2 separate regions of the Homo sapiens genome follow, and region 1 is linked to region 2. Evidence: chromatin loops called from intact Hi-C (ENCODE). Cell type or tissue: ovary. All regions are shown on one strand.

Region 1 (8,000 bases), 57 kb after region 2:
CCTCATGGGTTATCTTATAACCTATTTAGCCCCTATCTCATGGGCTATCTCATAACCTTATTAGACTCTGTCTCTTGGGCTATCTCACAATTGTCTTGGCCCCTACCTCATGGGCTATCTCATAACCTATTTAGCCCCTATCTCATGGGCTATCTCATAACCTTATTGGTTCCTACCTCATGGGGTATCTCATAACCTATTTAGCCCTTATCTCATGGGCTATCTCATAACCTTATTAGACCCTGTCTCATGGGCTGTCTCACAACTTTCTTGGCCCCTACCTCATGGGTTAGCTTATAACCTTATTGGTTCCTATCTCATGGGATATCTTATAATCTATTTAGACCCTATCTCATGGGCTATCTCATATCCTTATTAGTCCCTACCCCATGGGCTGTCTCTTAACCTTATTGGTCTCTACCTTATGGGCTGTCTCAGAACCTATTTAGCCCCTATCTCATGGGCTATCTCATAACCTTATTAGACCCTATCTCATGGGCTGTCTCCCGACTTTCTTGGCCCCTACCTCATGGGTTAGCTCATAACCTTATTGGTTCCTATCTCATGAGCTATCTCATAACCTATTTAGCCCCTATCTCATGGGATACCTCATAAGCTTATTAGCCCCATACCTCATGGGATATCTCATAATGACCTTTGTTTTTCATTCATAGTTTAAAAAAAATCTTCTGGATGCCGACCATGTGCCGGGCACCCTGTGTTCACCAGGCAGATATTGGTTTGCAAGACAGATAAAGTTCCTGCCCACCAGCTGCTGACAATCTAGCTCAAGAGACAGATAGGAAAAATAAGTGCACGAGACCTTACTATGTTATATGAAGAAAATACATGGGGTAAATAGTGTCAGCGGGTGGGGGAGGAAAGGGAGGGTGGGAATTCACAGTTGGTTGGGGTGGGTCCCTGCAGAGGAGCCGAGAACGCACATATGAGAACAAGCAGCCTTTCTGAGGGAGGCAGAGAGCAGCAAGTGAAAAGGCCTTGGGCTGTGATCCACAGGCAGCTGAAGCCTGTGGCCGTCAGCCCACGAGAGCAGTGCAGGAGCACAGTGGAAGTGGGCAGCGTGCAGCCACAGTCTGGAGTCAGCGCTGTTTCCTTGTGTGCAATGTCTGGGTTCTGCAGTGGAAGCTTCATGAGGTCACACACCTACTACACCCACTACTGTGCACCAGCTCCTAGCAAGTGCCTCCCCGGAGGTGCTGAGTAGATGTTCATGAACACTGAATGGATATTATTTTTATGAATGAGATTAGTTTGATCTCCATCCCCTTTCTGTCTTTACGTTAACCATGATCTGACTGAGCCCTTTTGTTTTCCAGCCATGCCAAAGAGAGACTCGAGCTCAGCTCTGGCTGAATGACTGCAAATTGTGATTTGGAATAGTCTGCAATTTCATCCATGAGTCACTGATGTGCCTCTACTTCTCCAAGGGGATTGCTGGCTCTACAAAAAAAATTTCCCCTTTCATTTCCACCAAGTCCTCAGAATCTTCTAGAAGTTCAATAACAATTCCTACCTAAAGCCTGAATGCTATTCCTGAGTCAACAGCTGTGTTTGCCTTTTCCCCCCAGTTGTCCTGGCTGCTGGCAGCCATGGTAAGGGAAACTTTACACGGTTCCACTTCTGTGTAGCTGACGAGGATGCTGTGGGGTTTATGTGAGGGGATGTCTAGACAGGTCCATCTTTTCTGCATTTGGTGTGGAATCTTTGTTAGGCACAGGGGACCCTGGTGAAGCTTGAATCCAAAACAGCTTCAGCAGACTCGACCCTTGCCAGGGAAGTCTGTGTCGTAATGAGATCTTCATGTTGACGGGATCTTTATTATCCCTGGGCCAACCTGTTTTTTTTCCACATGAAATTAATTTATTGGCTGTTCTGCTTAGACGTCATTTGGCTCCCACTGCTGCTTGTAAAGCCTGGCCTCTTTTGGAAAAGGCTTATTACTTTTAAGATCCAGTCTGTTGTGATTCTTCTGTGTCATTTAACTCAGTGGAGTCCCTTGGCTTCCTTGGGGGCAAAGGATGCCCTTGGGGCATGTGTGCTCTTGTGTACCTGTGTGCACACATGCCTGCTGAACAAGGCTGCACAGGTGTGAATTGCAACTGGAGAAACACCGGGAGGCTGTGGTGGGCCGGTGGCATAATGCTGACACATGGGTGAAGAAAAAAAAATGACCAGGCTCAGTGGCTTAAGCCTGTAATCCCAGCACTTTGGGAGGCCAAGGCGGGCGGATCACCTGAGGTCAGGAGTTTGAGACCAGGCTGGCCAACGTGGTAAAAACCTGTCTCTACTAAAAGTACAAAAATTAGCAGGGCGAGGTGGCGGGTGCCTGTAATTCCAACTACTTAGGAGGCTGAGGCAGGAGAATCGCTTGAACCTGGGAGGCGGGGGTTGCAGTGAGCCGAGATTGCACGATTGCACTCCAACCTGGGCAACAAGAGCAGAACTCTGTCTCAAATAAAAAAAAAATTGGAAAAGTATACCTTGGGCTCTCTCTGCAGTCATAATTACTTGGACCCAAGCAGTAGCTCAGCATATAGTTTAGAGGGTGTGCTCAGAGTTGGAATGCCTGGATTTGAATCCTACATACCCTCCATGTGATCCTGGACATGTAACACAATCTCTCTGTGCCTCTATTTTCTCACTTGCAGAATGAGGGTAATGAAAGTCCCTTATGGACTTGTGGGTGGATTAGATGTGTCATTATATATCCAGGGTTTGCAAAGAGCACATGGTAGACACACCATCAGTGTCAGCTGACGGGGTCATTGCGTCCTCTCCTTGATGTTTTTCTTTCTGATGGGCTATTCACAGCATTTGGTAAAAAGGCCTTCCCTACGCCTCTTGTACTCGTTGATCTAAGTAGGCTAGATGTTGGATATTTATTTATGTTCCATCTGGCTCCCAAATGAGTCACCACAGGATTCTCGGGGGCTGTGCCGACCAGACCCTTGCAGTTTCCCGTCAGCATGTGTGGTCTGTCCTCTTACACGGCTGCCCACTGGCCTCTCCCTATTTCGGAATCAGCCTTGTGTGTGCATGCATGTACTCCCGCCTCCCCCACGTCCACAGCCCTGGATCCTACCCACTCCTCAGGACCCAATTTAAACCCTGCCTCCTCCATGAAAGCCCCAAGCTCCAGCTGGGATTTTTCTCTGCTCCTACTTTGCTCTGGAGTTGTCCCTGGAAGGCAGAACTTGGTGGGGGTCTCAGCCTAGATTCGCCTAGGCTGCCAGCAGAGACTTCTCCCAGGTGCTTGACCTGTGTCTCTTAAATGGAACAGTCAGGGTCTGCTTGTCACGTTTGCTGAAAAAGGGCACATCCATTTTGAGAAGAAGTTTCTTGCCACCAGTTTTTAAAAACGCCCTTTTAATACATTAATTCACTTAAAAAATTCAATGTGGTAAAAGTCTGTCTGTTTGGTATACCGTTCTATGAGCTTAGACAAAAGCAAATGGCCCCACAATCACCACCACAATTAAGATACTGAACAGGGCTGGGGGCAGTGGCTCACACCTGTAATCCCAGCACTTTTGGAGGCTGAGGCGGGTGGATCATCTGAGGTCAGGAGTTCGAGACCAGCCTGCCCAACATGGTGAAACCCCGTCTCTACTAAAAATACAAAAAATTAGCCAGGCATTGTGGCAGGTGCCTGTAATCCCAGCTACTTGGGAGGCTGAGGCAGGAGAATCGCTTGAACTCGGGAGGTGGAAGTTGTAGTGAGCCAAGATCATGCCATTGCACTCCAGCCTGGGCAACAAGAGTGAAACTCGGTCTCAAAAACCAAACCTAACCAAACCAAACCAAAACAAACAAACAAACAAACAAAAAAATCTGGCAACTGCGGATGCTTTCTTTCTCCCTTCATTCCTTCCTCCTTCCTTCCTTCCCTCCCCCCTTCCTTCCCTCCCTCCTCCCTTCCTTCCTTCCCTCCCTCCCCCGCTCTCCTTTCCTTCCTTTCTTTTCTCTTTCTTTCTTTCTTTCTTTCTTTCTTTCTTTCTTTCTTTCTTTCTTTCTTTCTTTCTTCCTTTCTTTCTGTCTCTCTCTCTCTCCTTCCTTACTTCGTTTTTTTTCTTTTTTTTTTTTTTTGAGATGAAGTCTTACTCTGTCACCCAGGCTGGAGTGCAATGTCACGATCTCGGCTCACTGCAACCTCTGCCTCCTAGGTTCAAGCGATTCTCCTGACCCAGCCTCCCAAGTAGCTGGGATTACAGGTGCGCACCACCACGCTCAGCTAATTTTTGTATTTTCAGTAGAGATGGGGTTTCACCATGTTGGTCAGGCTGATCTCGAACTCCTGACCTTGTGATCCACCTGCCTAGGCCTCCCAAAGTGCTGGGATTACAGGCATAAGCCACCATACCTGGCTTCTGTCTTTCTTTCTGTCTTTCTTTCTCTCTCTCTCCCTCTCTCTCTCTCTCTTTCTCTCTTTCTCTCCTTCTTTCTTTCTTTCTTCTTTCTTTCTTTTCTTTTTTTTTTCTTTCTTTCTTTCCCCTCTCTCCCTCCCTTCCTCCTTCCCTCCCTTCCTCCTTCCTTCCTTCCTCCTCCTTTTCTTTTCCCTTTCTTTCTTTCTTTTTCTTTCTCTCCTTCCTTCCCTACTCCCTCCCTCCCTCCCCCTTCCTCCCTCCCTCCCTTCCTTCCTTCCTTCCTTCTTTCCTTCCTTCCTTCCTTCCCTTCCTCCCTCTCTCCTTTCCTTTCCTTTCCTTTTTCTTTTGAGCCAGGGTCCTGTTCTGTTGCCCAGGCTGGAGTGCAGTGACATGATCATGGCTCACTGTAACCACTGTAACCTTGAACTCTCGGGCCCAAGCGATTCTCCTGCCTCAGTCTCCAAAGAAGCCAGAACTACAGCTGCATGCCACCACGGCCAACTAATTAAATTTTTTTTTTTTTTTTTGTAGAGATGAAGTCTTGTTTTGTTGCCCAGGCTGCTCTCTAACTCCCGGCCTAAAACAATCCTCCTGCCTCAGCCTCCCAAAGTGCTGGGATTACAAGCATGAGCCTCCATGCTTGGCCTTGAAGTGCCTTCTAATCTTACAGTTTTAGCCTTTCTGAGAATGTCACAGAAACGGAATCATACAGTATGTATTCTTTTGTGTCTGACTCTTTCATTGGCATGACACATTTCAGATGCATGCATGGTGTTATGTATATCAGTAGCTCATTCCTTTTTATGGCTGAGCAGTATTCCATTATATGAATGCTTTACAGTTTGTTTTTTTGTTCACTAGTTCAATGACATTTAGGTTGTTTGTACTTTTTGGGTGATTATGAGTAAATACACTACAAACATTTGGATTCTGGTTTCTGTGAGAACATACATTTTCATTTCTCTAGGGCTATCTTTTTTTTTTTTTTTTTTTTGAGACAAGGTATCGCTCTGTCTCCCAGGCTGGAGCGCAGTGGCACAATCTCAGGTCACTGCCGCCCGGCCTCCCTGGCTCAATCCTCCCATCTCAGCCTCCTGAGTAGCTGGGACTACAGGGGTGTACCACCACGCCCTGCTGGGGGTTATAATTTGTAAAAAACTGCCAAACTGTTGCCCCAAATGGTTGTACTAATTTTGAACCAATGATGTATGAGATTTCCAGAGGCTTCCCACATTTAGCAGCACTTGGTATTGTCACTTGAACAAATTTTTTAAGCTCATCTAACAACTGTGTAGTGGATCTCATCGTGGTTTTAATTTGCATTTTCCTAATGACTAATGACATTGAACACCTTTTAAATGTACTTATTTGCTATTTCTCTATCTTCTTTGGTTAAGTGTCTTTAAAAAGTTTCGCCTGTTTTTATAGGGTTGTTTGTTTTCTTATTATTGAGTTTTGGGAGTTCTTTATGGAATCTGGATTCAAGTCCTTTGTCAAACATGGCTCTGCAAATACTTTCTTCCCGTTTGTGGCTTGTCTTTTAACAGTGTCTTTTGCAGAGCAGAAGTTTTTAATTTTGATGGAGCCCAATTTATCATTCCTTTTTTTTATGGATTGCGCATTTGGTGTCATTTCACCAGCTTTTAATTTTATTTTAATTCTCCTCAGCCTGTGAGCAGCACTAGGGTGTGGTTTCCAGGCAGTTGCTGCGTGGAACCGCTCTTCCCCACTTCCTGCCTGGCCCCTCCATAGCACCCTCCTGGCTATTTCGGTCACCAGCTGGAACCTCTGTAAAGAGGGGCACTGGCACACAGATGTTGCCCCTCTAAAGCCTCTGGTGAAAGGTGTCATGAACAGGACAGCCACTGAGAATGTCTCCCACGCACCCTGCTCTCTGCTTGCCTGCCTCGGCCCCCACTTTCTCAAGATGGAGGTGTTTTCATTCCAGAAACACTGTTGCTTTCATGGCCCTTTGGCTGGGGCCAATACAGTTCACGCCACGGGTTTCTCTAACTTTGAAGATCTGGAAACAAGGCTGAGGCACTGCCTTTTACCATCCATAAGGGCTTTGGACTTAATGCAGAAAGTCCAGGAAGTAGCGGCTTCCCTGAACCTGCAACATCTTTTTTCTCTTGAATCCCAGGACATTGAGTGACCCTCTGCTCATCTTTGCATTGCCTGGATAAGAAGGTGGGTCCCAGCTGCCTTATAGTCTATACACCCAGAAATGGGATTGTAAATGTCCAGCCTAATGGACCTGTCATTTGACCTTTGCTTTGACTGGGCTCCGCTGCACTGGCCCCAAGGAAAGACAAGGTACCTGGGCATGGGTAGGGTCTTTCCATCTTTGCTGTAATGGAGCAGAGATGGAATAAGTGACATCTAAAGTTCTCATTTTTTTTGGCCAGGTTGCTCTCTAACTCCTGGCCTAAAGCCATCCTCCTGCCTCAGCCTCCCAAAGGGCTGAGATTACAAGTGTGAGCCAGCGCTTTAATTTATGTTTCATCTTGGGAGCCAGATGGAACATAAATAAATATCCAACATCTAGCATCCTTGCATCAGTGCTTAGGGAACCTGGCATTAACTGGGGAGCTCTAGGGCCTGGAGGCTGGGCTGTGGAATGTGTCTGCCATGCCTAAGTGGAGTGGCCATTGCCACTGGTGTGGCTGCTACTGTGACAATACTGTTAAAATATCAGCCATTCCTCCAAGACTTAACATGAGTCAGAGCTCTGCAGCTACAGTTGAGGCCTTGCCTAAGTGGCCAGAACCAGAATTCAGAATCTCACCCCAGTTGTACATACACAAAGAAATTTCTTCCTTTGTGTGGTCTTGTCCCCCTCCCAGGACCATCTCATATTATTCCTGGGGAGAAGGGTTTGCTTCAGACCTCAGAGCACTCTTACCTCACTTGGAGGCATTTTCCCCCCGTCCAAGTCTCCAAGACAATACTACAACTTGTAGTGGTTGGTGACCTTCTGCTGCAGTAATTCCCTCCTTTGGGCATTGAAATTGATTTTCTTCCTTGTGGCATGTAAAGATTCAAAGCGTGCCCCTTGCTCCGGGTCCCAGGAGAGTTCCCACATCAGCAGCTGAGTCGGGGACAAGGCCGGTCCTGGCCACCAGTGTGGGAGGGGGAGGAGGGGGTTCCTGTGCATCCGCCAGCCCCAGTCGTACCTGGGTGCCCCAGGGTGGGAACTGGGCATGGATACTGGGGGTTCCGGCTGGGGCACTCTTTGCAGCCGCTTCGTTGCCAAACTGGATTTTGACAAAGGAAAATCAGTGGACACTCATCTTTCAGTGGTTCTTTCCTAGAAATTCTGTATTTGTGTCAGTCCTCAGAGACCGCCCTGTGGCCTCCCCTGACCCTGGGCTCCCCTGTGAGTGAGGAGAGTGACTGGAAGCATGCGAGTTCTGCCTCTATCCTATCCCCTGTAGCTCCTCTCAGTCTCTGTTCCCCACAGGCAGCTTGGTTAGGAGCCCCCTGTATCCAGCACCAGTGTCCTTCCAGAAACCCATCTGTGCTGCCTGCCAGCGCCTGCCCCCTGCCTGTTGTGGCAGTCTGGTCTCCTGCTTTTCCTGTCCCCCTCCTCGAAGGACTTCCCCCAGGACTGGC
Region 2 (8,000 bases):
TCTATTACTTGTGCCATGAAAAAACTCTCCACATTTCCAAGATACTGTCATGTCGATGGGTGGATGTGCAGGGAAGGAGCTGATCAGAAGGACAGGCTTATTAGGAAGTGCTCAGTGCCAGCCATGTGGGGCTCTCTGGGGCCAGCTGGGTCATTCTCCGCATTTTACCAGTGATGGGCAGTAGAGTGGATTTGCTATATTTCAAGCACTCAGGTATCTTGAAGCTCAGGGGCAACGGTTCTGGACTATTTACTAGTGTTTGTCCTTCCTTCCTTCCTTCTTCCTTCTTCCTTCCTTCCTTCCTTCCTTCCTTCCCTTCCCTTCACTTCCCCTTCCTTCCCTTTCCTTCCTTCCTTCCTTCCCTCCTTCTTTCTTTCCTTCCTTCTCTTTTCTCTCTCTCTATTTACTAGTGTTTGTCCTTCCTCCCCTCTCTCTCTCTCCCCCCTCCCTCTACCTTTCAACATTATCTTACTATATCTCACCCAGGCTGGAGTGCAGTGATGTGATCACAGCTCACTGCAGCCTTCAACTCTTGGGCTCACAAGATTCTCCCACCTCAGCCTCCTGAGTAGCTGGGACTACAGATGTGCTCCACTGCGCCCAGCTAATTTTTTTTAAATTTTCTTCATAGAGGTGGCGTCTTGCTATATTGCCCAGGTTGGTCTTGAACTCCTACCTCCTCCACCTCTCAAAGTGCTGGGATTATGGGTACAAGAGCTAAATTCGATTAGGAGGCTTGGCCTTTGGTGGGCTCTTCTTTGGGGGTGGGGGTTGAGCAGGGGGACGGCTTAACTGTTTTCCTTGGTGAGGGGCACAGGCATCTTTCTAGAAGCTGTAGGGACTATATGTTTACCCTGTTAGATTACTGAATAGGTAATTTGGGTACAAATTTATCACAATGGTGTATAATAAAAATTCCAATCACATGTGGCTAGTTCCCACCAAGCATCTATTAAAAATGAAGAAATGTGCCCTCTCATTTCAAGCATTTGTTGAGTGCCTACTGTGTACAAGCACCATGCTAGTAAGAGAGCCTCCTATCGCTTCTGCTATGAAACCTGCAATCCAGCAGGAGAGAAGGAATACATTAGATTAATTATCGCACAGATCGTTAATTGAATTATGATAAATATTTTGAGGAAAGAGAGCACATAGCAGAGAGACTGACCTGGTCTCAGTGGTCAGGGCAGGCTCCTCTGAAGGAGGGGCCTAAAGCAGATGCAAGAAGGATGAGTAGGATGTGGCAGGTGACAGAGAGGCACACCGGGAGGGAGCGACGTTCTCCTAAGCACACCCTCCAACAGAGACCCCTGTTTGCAATGGTAGGGCCCCTTTTTAAGGGTACCATGTTGGCATGGTGATAATATACTGAAGAAACGCCAGGCGTGGTGGCTCATGCCTGTAATCCCAGCACTTTGGGAGGCTGAGGTGGGTGGATCACCTGAGGTCAGGAGTTCGAGGCTAGCCTGGCCAACATGGTAAAACCCCATCTCTACTAAAAATACAAAAAATTAGCTGGGCGTGGTGGCAGGTGCCTGTAATCCTGGTTACTCTGGAGGCTGAGGAATGAGGATCACTTGAACCTGGGAGACAGAGGTTGCAGGGAGCCAAGATCATGCCACTGCACTCCAGCCTGGGTGACAGAGTGAGACTCCATCTCAAAAAAAAAAAAAAATGCCAGGCACGGCGGCTCATGCCTGTAATCCCAGCACTTTGGGAGGCTGAGGCAGGTGGATCATGAGATCAGGAGATCAAGACCATCCTGGCTAACATGGTGAAACCCCGTCTCTACTAAAAATACAAAAAATTAACAGGGCGTAGTGGCGGACGCCTGTAGTCTCAGCTACTCAGGAGGCTGAGGCAGGAGAATGACGTGAACCCGGGAGGCGGAGCTTGCAGTGAGCCGATATCGCACCACTGCACTTCAGCCTGGGTGACAGAGTGAGACTCTGTCTCCCAAAAAAAAAAAAAAAATATATATATATATATGTATATATACATATGTGTGTGTATATATATATATATGTGTGTGTGTGTGTATATATATATATGTATATATATATATGAATGAAACATTAGCAAAAGATTGTGAAAACACCACGGCAGGATGTGTGGAGAAGGCTCACTCCCCAACACCCCAACCACAACACACTCCCCAACACCCCAACGCAGGTGCCTTCCCTCCTGGCCTTACCTCCTTGGGGCAGTGGGGGGACCATGACAGAGATGAGTTGTTCTTGGGAATAGATTGGAGACACTGAGACTGCATCAGAGTGTGAGTGGGCCCCTGAGTGGGAAGCTGAGCCTGGGATAGGGGCTGGGGTGGGAACTGGACACGTGGAGGTCACTTCCCTGGAGGTGTGAGCACAAGGTCACTGGGAAGAGACATGAGAGAGAGGACAGGTGAGCTCAGAACCTCAGGAAATTCTACATTTAGGAGGCATGAGAAGGGATTGTCAGGAGAAGGGGTAAGGGGGAAGTAGAGGAGAAGGACCCCAGAATCCAACGAGAAGGAGAATTGAGATGGCAAGGGCTTGAGGGGCATTGGGGGTGGAGAGGAGGAAGCACTGTGCAATAGAGGAGAGGGACCCCTGTTTTGCTGTGTGCCTGCTGACCCCTGAGTCTACTCATCTGCTTACCTGGCCCAGGCCTGGAGTAGCCCTGGGGAGCTCAGCTCCGGGATGTCTCTGGCCTGGGGCCATCATGAATGCTTCAGTCCCATCACAGCCATTCCTGCGCTTCTGACTAAGGGTGGGCTAGGCTTCAGAGAGCCCCTGCCAGGCTGTTGATGCCAGCAGGCTTCTGCCACTAGGATCTTCCTACTCCCTGCCTGTGGACAAACCAGAAAACAGCCTTTCAGTTGCCCCACTGCCGCCCTGCCCTCAGGATGCCCTCTTCCCCCTACACTGACCTCTGTATGCCCAGGAATTTTTAGGCAGCAGCTGGACCTGTTCTCCTTCTTCCTCTAAACCCCCCAGGGTTGAGCAGGGGAGGGGGGATACTCCTGGGGAAGCTGCTTTCCAGCATACTGTGTGGCGGTGACAAAGTCAGAGGTACCAGGTGCGGAAATACTGCAACTTTCTTTATGCTTCTGTAAATCAGATGAGTCTCTGTTTCAAACCCCTGTGTGCTCAGTGGTAGAGGCTCAATCTAATCCGTTCTGGGGAAACACAGTTAATTGGAGGTTCCTCAGTTGAGGTGAGGATTCCCCACCCCTCTTCTCCGTGGGATGGAGGGCGTGGCTTGTGCACAGGCACTAGGGCCAGCCAGGGGTCCTTCAGTGCTGCTGCCTATGACTTCCCACATCCATGACATGTCTGCCCCTGCCTGGCCCTCATCTTTTTTTTTTTTTTAATTTTACTTCAAGTTCTTGGATATATGTGCAGAATGTGCAGGTTACATAGGTATACATGTGCCATGGTGGTTTGCTGTACCTATCAACCTGTCATCTAGGTTTTAAGCCCCACATGCATTAGGTATTTGTCCTAATGCTCTCCCTCCCCTTGTCCCCCAACCCCTGACAGGCCTCAGTGTGTGTTGCTTCTCTCCCTGTGTCCATGTGTTCTCATTATTCAGCTCCCACTTATGAGTGAGAACATGCAGTGTTTGGTTTTCTGTTCCTGTGTTAGTTTGCTGAGAATTATGGTTTCCAGCTTCATGCATGTCCCTGCAAAGGACATGAACTCATTCTTTTTTATGGCTGCATAGTATTCCATGGTGTATATGTGCCACATTTTCTTTATCCAGTCTATCACTGATGGGCATTTGGGTTGGTTCCAAGTCTTTGCTATTGTAAATAGTGCTGCAATAAATATACAAGATGAGCCTGGCCCGCATCTTGAAGCCTGGCGCCCCAGCTCCATATGCTTTCTCTCCCATCCAATTGCACCTTCTTCCCAGGTGTAGGGGAAAGGTTGGTTGTTTTCCTGGACAGCTCTGGAGCATGGGGTAACTGAGAGGGGCTGATTCAGACCTACCTGTTCCCCACGTGATCAAACATGTCCTTTCCCTCCCAGCCTAGTGGTGCAGGGAGTTCCGCAGGATGTTAGATATGGTCTGGCTGTGTCCCCACCCAAATCTCAACTTGAATTTTAGCTCCCATAATTCCCAAGTGTTGTGGGAGGGACCCAGTGGGAGATAATTGAATCATGGAGGTGGTTTCCCTTATACTGTTCTCGTGATAGTGGATAAGTCTCACAAGATCTGATGGCTTTACAAAGGGGAATTTCCCTGCACAATCTCTTTCTTGCCTGCCACCATGTAAGACATACCTTTTTGCCTTCTGCCATGATTGTGAGGCCTCCCCAGCCACATGAAACTGTGAGTCTATAAACCTCTTTTTCTTTATAAATTATGCAGTCTCGGGTATGTCATTATCAGCAGCATGAAAATGAACTAATATAATGTTGGATCCTGCTAAGTTGGGGGATGGGACCCAGGTGTCCTCAGACAGCCCTACCAGCCTCACACTTTGTACTGTTCTCCCCTTTGATCAATCAGTATTGATTGAGTGATGGGAGCACCTGGGTTGTATGTGACTCCTAATGTTTTCCCACCCGCTTCTCAACTTTTGAAAGATGGCTGGGTGTGGTGGCTCACACCTGTAATCCTAGCATTTCGGGAGGCCAAGGTGGGAGGATTCTTTGAGGCCAGGAGTTTGAGGCCAACCCCGGGCAACATAGTGAGACCTCATCTTTATAAAAAATAAAAAAATGAGCTGAGTGTGGTGGCGTGTGCCTGTAGTCCCAGAGGCTGAGGCGGGAGGTTCGCTTGAGCCTGGGAGGCTGAGGCTGCAGTGAGCCATGATTGCACCACTGCAATCCAGTCTGGGCAAGACAGTGAGACTCTGTTGAAAAAAAAAAAAAAAGGAAGAAAGACAAAAGTAAAAAACTTGATGCCTTTGTGCTCTTGTTTGTAACTTCTCTACAGCAGCGGATGCCATGCCTGGAGCTACCTGCGCAGTGAAAGGCGGTTGGGCTTTGGGGGAGCACAGAGGTCCGGACCTGCTGTTTTCCTTCATGGGCTTTGCAGCCCCTGACCCTCGCCTCCCCTGTGGTCCTTGGACCTTGGAATCGCATGCCTCCATGCAACAGCTATGACTCCCTGAGGCGGGATTGCAAAAACAGTTCATGTTTAGGCGACAGCATGCATCAACGTGGGAAGAATTGTCCCTCCATGTCACTGGTTCCGGAAATGTAAGTAAAAATAAACATAAAGTGGTGGCTCACGCCTGTAATCCCAGAACTTTGGGAGGCCGAGACAGGCGGATCACGAGGTCAGGAGATCGAGACCATCCTGGCCAACATGGTGAACCCATGTCTCTACTAAAAATACAAAAATTAGCTGGGCGTGTTGGCACATGCCTGTAATCCCAGCTGCTCGGGAGGCTGAGGCAGGAGAAATGCATGAACCAGGGAGTTGGAGGTTGCAGTGAGCCAAGATCGTGCCACTGCACTCCAGCCTGGCGACAGAGTGAGACTCCATCTCAAAAAATAAAATAAAATAAATAAAATAAAATATAAACATAAAGCAGAAGGGTCCACAAAGAATGTCCTTTCCCTACCTACCTGGAGGGAATGAACCTTCTGGGGCCACCAGGTGTTCTCAGTGACCTCAGCGGACCTAAGGAAGGCCAGAATATAGAGGCCTGTGTCAGAAATGTGTGGTCTGAGATGGCTGATTGGTCACGTGTTGAAGAAGAGACTGGTGGTCATGGTGGTCTTGGGCTTAGTTATTGTATATGGCCATCAAGATTCAGGATGCAGAGTCTGAAGGATGCCATGAGATTGCTTGATGAAAAGGAGGCAGGATTTTGCTAGACCTACTGTGTGCTAGGCACTGCAGATAGAGATCATTACCACATCCCTCCCATCCTCAAATTGCTCATAGACAGTGGTGGAGATGGACTCTAAGCAGATGATTACATGACAGAGTCTAGCCCAAAGTCTGGTACCTCACCTGGATGGGTGAATGGCCAGATAGGGGGATTGAGAGAAATCTGAACATGGCAGAGAAGTAGACACAAACGAGAGAGGAATTCACTCCACTGGGGCTAGGATGGTGGAGAGCTTCAGTGAACATGGCACTGGGGATGCCAAGACTTGAAGTCTAGTCCTGAAGCTGTGCTCCCACTGTAGCCCCTGCAAGCTACCCCTGCTTTCTGGGTCTTATTTTCTCCATGTCTACTAGACTGATGATTGACCAGATCAGAGGCTGTGAACTCAGATACCTTCAGGGGCCAGGATGTTAGAATACCTGTGTGCTGTGGGCTGGGAGTGGCCCCCCGAGGCTGGAGTGTGTGTGTTTGTTAAATGGGGCATCTGCGATGCTGCCTGGACATTTCTGCTGTGTGGCAATATGGGTCCATTTTGGCTACATCTTTCAAGTTCCCAAAGGAGCTGGGAATCTGAACATTTGTGGGAAATTTCTGATTTCTAAGTGGCAAATATTTCCATTAAAGAGGAAAAACAACACTGTATGGGGCAAAAATTCTGTGGGTTCAATTTGGCCCTTGTTCCTCTAGGGACTGGGTGCTCTCAGAGGGTTTTCCCCACTTGGATAGCCAGGGAATCATTGTTAAGTCAAGATTCTCTGTGGCACAGAAATTCTGCCATTGAGGTCACGGAGCACTGTGAGGCACCCACAGATGCCTTAGTCTGGTGGGCATGTGTGGCCACCATGTCTTCCAGAGAACCCAAGGACCATCTGTAGAATCTGCATCCAGTCCTGATACCCTCCTTCCCTCATATTGTGATCTTACCCTAAAGCCTTGCTCATTAATTCAACATTTAAAATGTTAAAAAATAGATTTAGAGGCCTGGCGCGGCGGCTCATGCCTGTAATCCCAGCACTTTGGGAGGCTGAGGCGGGCGGATCATGAGGTCAGGGGATCGAGACCATCCTGGCTAACACGGTGAAACCCCATCTCTACTAAAAATACAAAAAATTAGCAGGGCGTGGTGGCGGGTGCCTGTAGTCCCAGCTACTCAGGAGGCTGAGGCAGGAGAATGGCGTGAACCTGGGAGGCGGAGCTTGCAGTGAGCCGAGATCGTGCCACTGGACTCCAGCCTGGGTGACAGAGCGAGACTCCATCTCAAAAAAAAAACAACAAAAAAACAAAAAAACAAAAAACAAAAAACAAAAAACAAGAAAACGAAACAAAGATTTAGATTTAGAAGGTGCAGTTACGTTGCAGGGATATATTGCCTAGTGGTGAAGTCTGGGCTGTTAGTGTAACCATCACCTGAATTGTGAACATTTGTATCTAGCAGGTAATTTCTCATCCCTCACCGCCTCCCACCTTCCCACCCTCTTACCTTTCCTAGTCTCCAGTGTCTAATAATAATATTTATTCGTTATTAAAAGACATTATCCAATGCTGTAATATTTATTTAAGCTTCTAGGCGACAGATTTGTTAAAAGCACAACTACTTTTAAGAATTTTCTATGAACCCTCATAGACACTGATTCCCAAACCAGGAAAAAGAGATCCCATGGTTACAATGCACAGTCCTCCTTTGGCTGAGAAAACAAGGTGATCTCAAGGTCATGGAGCACTTCAAAGCTGGGAGGCTGCCCACCTGGCTTTGGGAATAGCGCAGCCCCTCACCTGGAGCCCAGTAGGCAAAGCTGCAGACCGGGACTTCCGTCTTTGAGCATGTACGCTCTGCTTGTTGGGCTCTAAAACACTTTCCTCCCAGCAGGGCCAAGTCTTTGCAGAGGAGTGAGGTGGAAGCCTGGAGCAGCCCACGACTCCGATGTGCACCTGGCCAAGCAACCCCTCTTGAGTGGCCACTTCCCGGGCTGCAATAATTCATCACGGGCGGGTTCACAAATGTACTTAAGAAAGAAGGGATGATCTATTTTGTACATGCTCCTTAAAGGGATTCCATTTTAACTCCAATTGTAATTTTTACCTTTTTCAGGGGAATTTATTGACACAGCGCCTAGCTCAGCCCTAGTTTTCGGCACCATTCTTTTGTGTGCAAGCGCACTCACCA

What was found. Hi-C counts contacts between places; a loop is a spot of excess contacts. Peaks named below come from ENCODE experiments on the same cell type or tissue, not always from the same donor. Only the 100,000 strongest peaks of a DNase experiment are listed, where the experiment ranks them.
Region 1: a loop joins it to region 2, with 1.9 times the contacts of the local background. A loop is called at or near these places in 1 of 110 quality-filtered maps.

Annotation. Positions count from the first base shown.
Region 1 is chr19:32,124,327-32,132,326 of GRCh38, reverse strand. No RefSeq gene overlaps it. Among named protein-coding and RNA genes, the nearest start is that of LINC01782, 22 kb to the right of the region's middle. RefSeq lists an enhancer at 7,146-8,000. In ovary, no CTCF peak of the experiment used is centred here; DNase peaks (open chromatin) are centred at 1,044 and 3,018.
Region 2 is chr19:32,181,434-32,189,433 of GRCh38, reverse strand. No RefSeq gene overlaps it. Among named protein-coding and RNA genes, the nearest start is that of LINC01782, 80 kb to the right of the region's middle. In ovary, no CTCF peak of the experiment used is centred here; no DNase peak of the experiment used is centred here.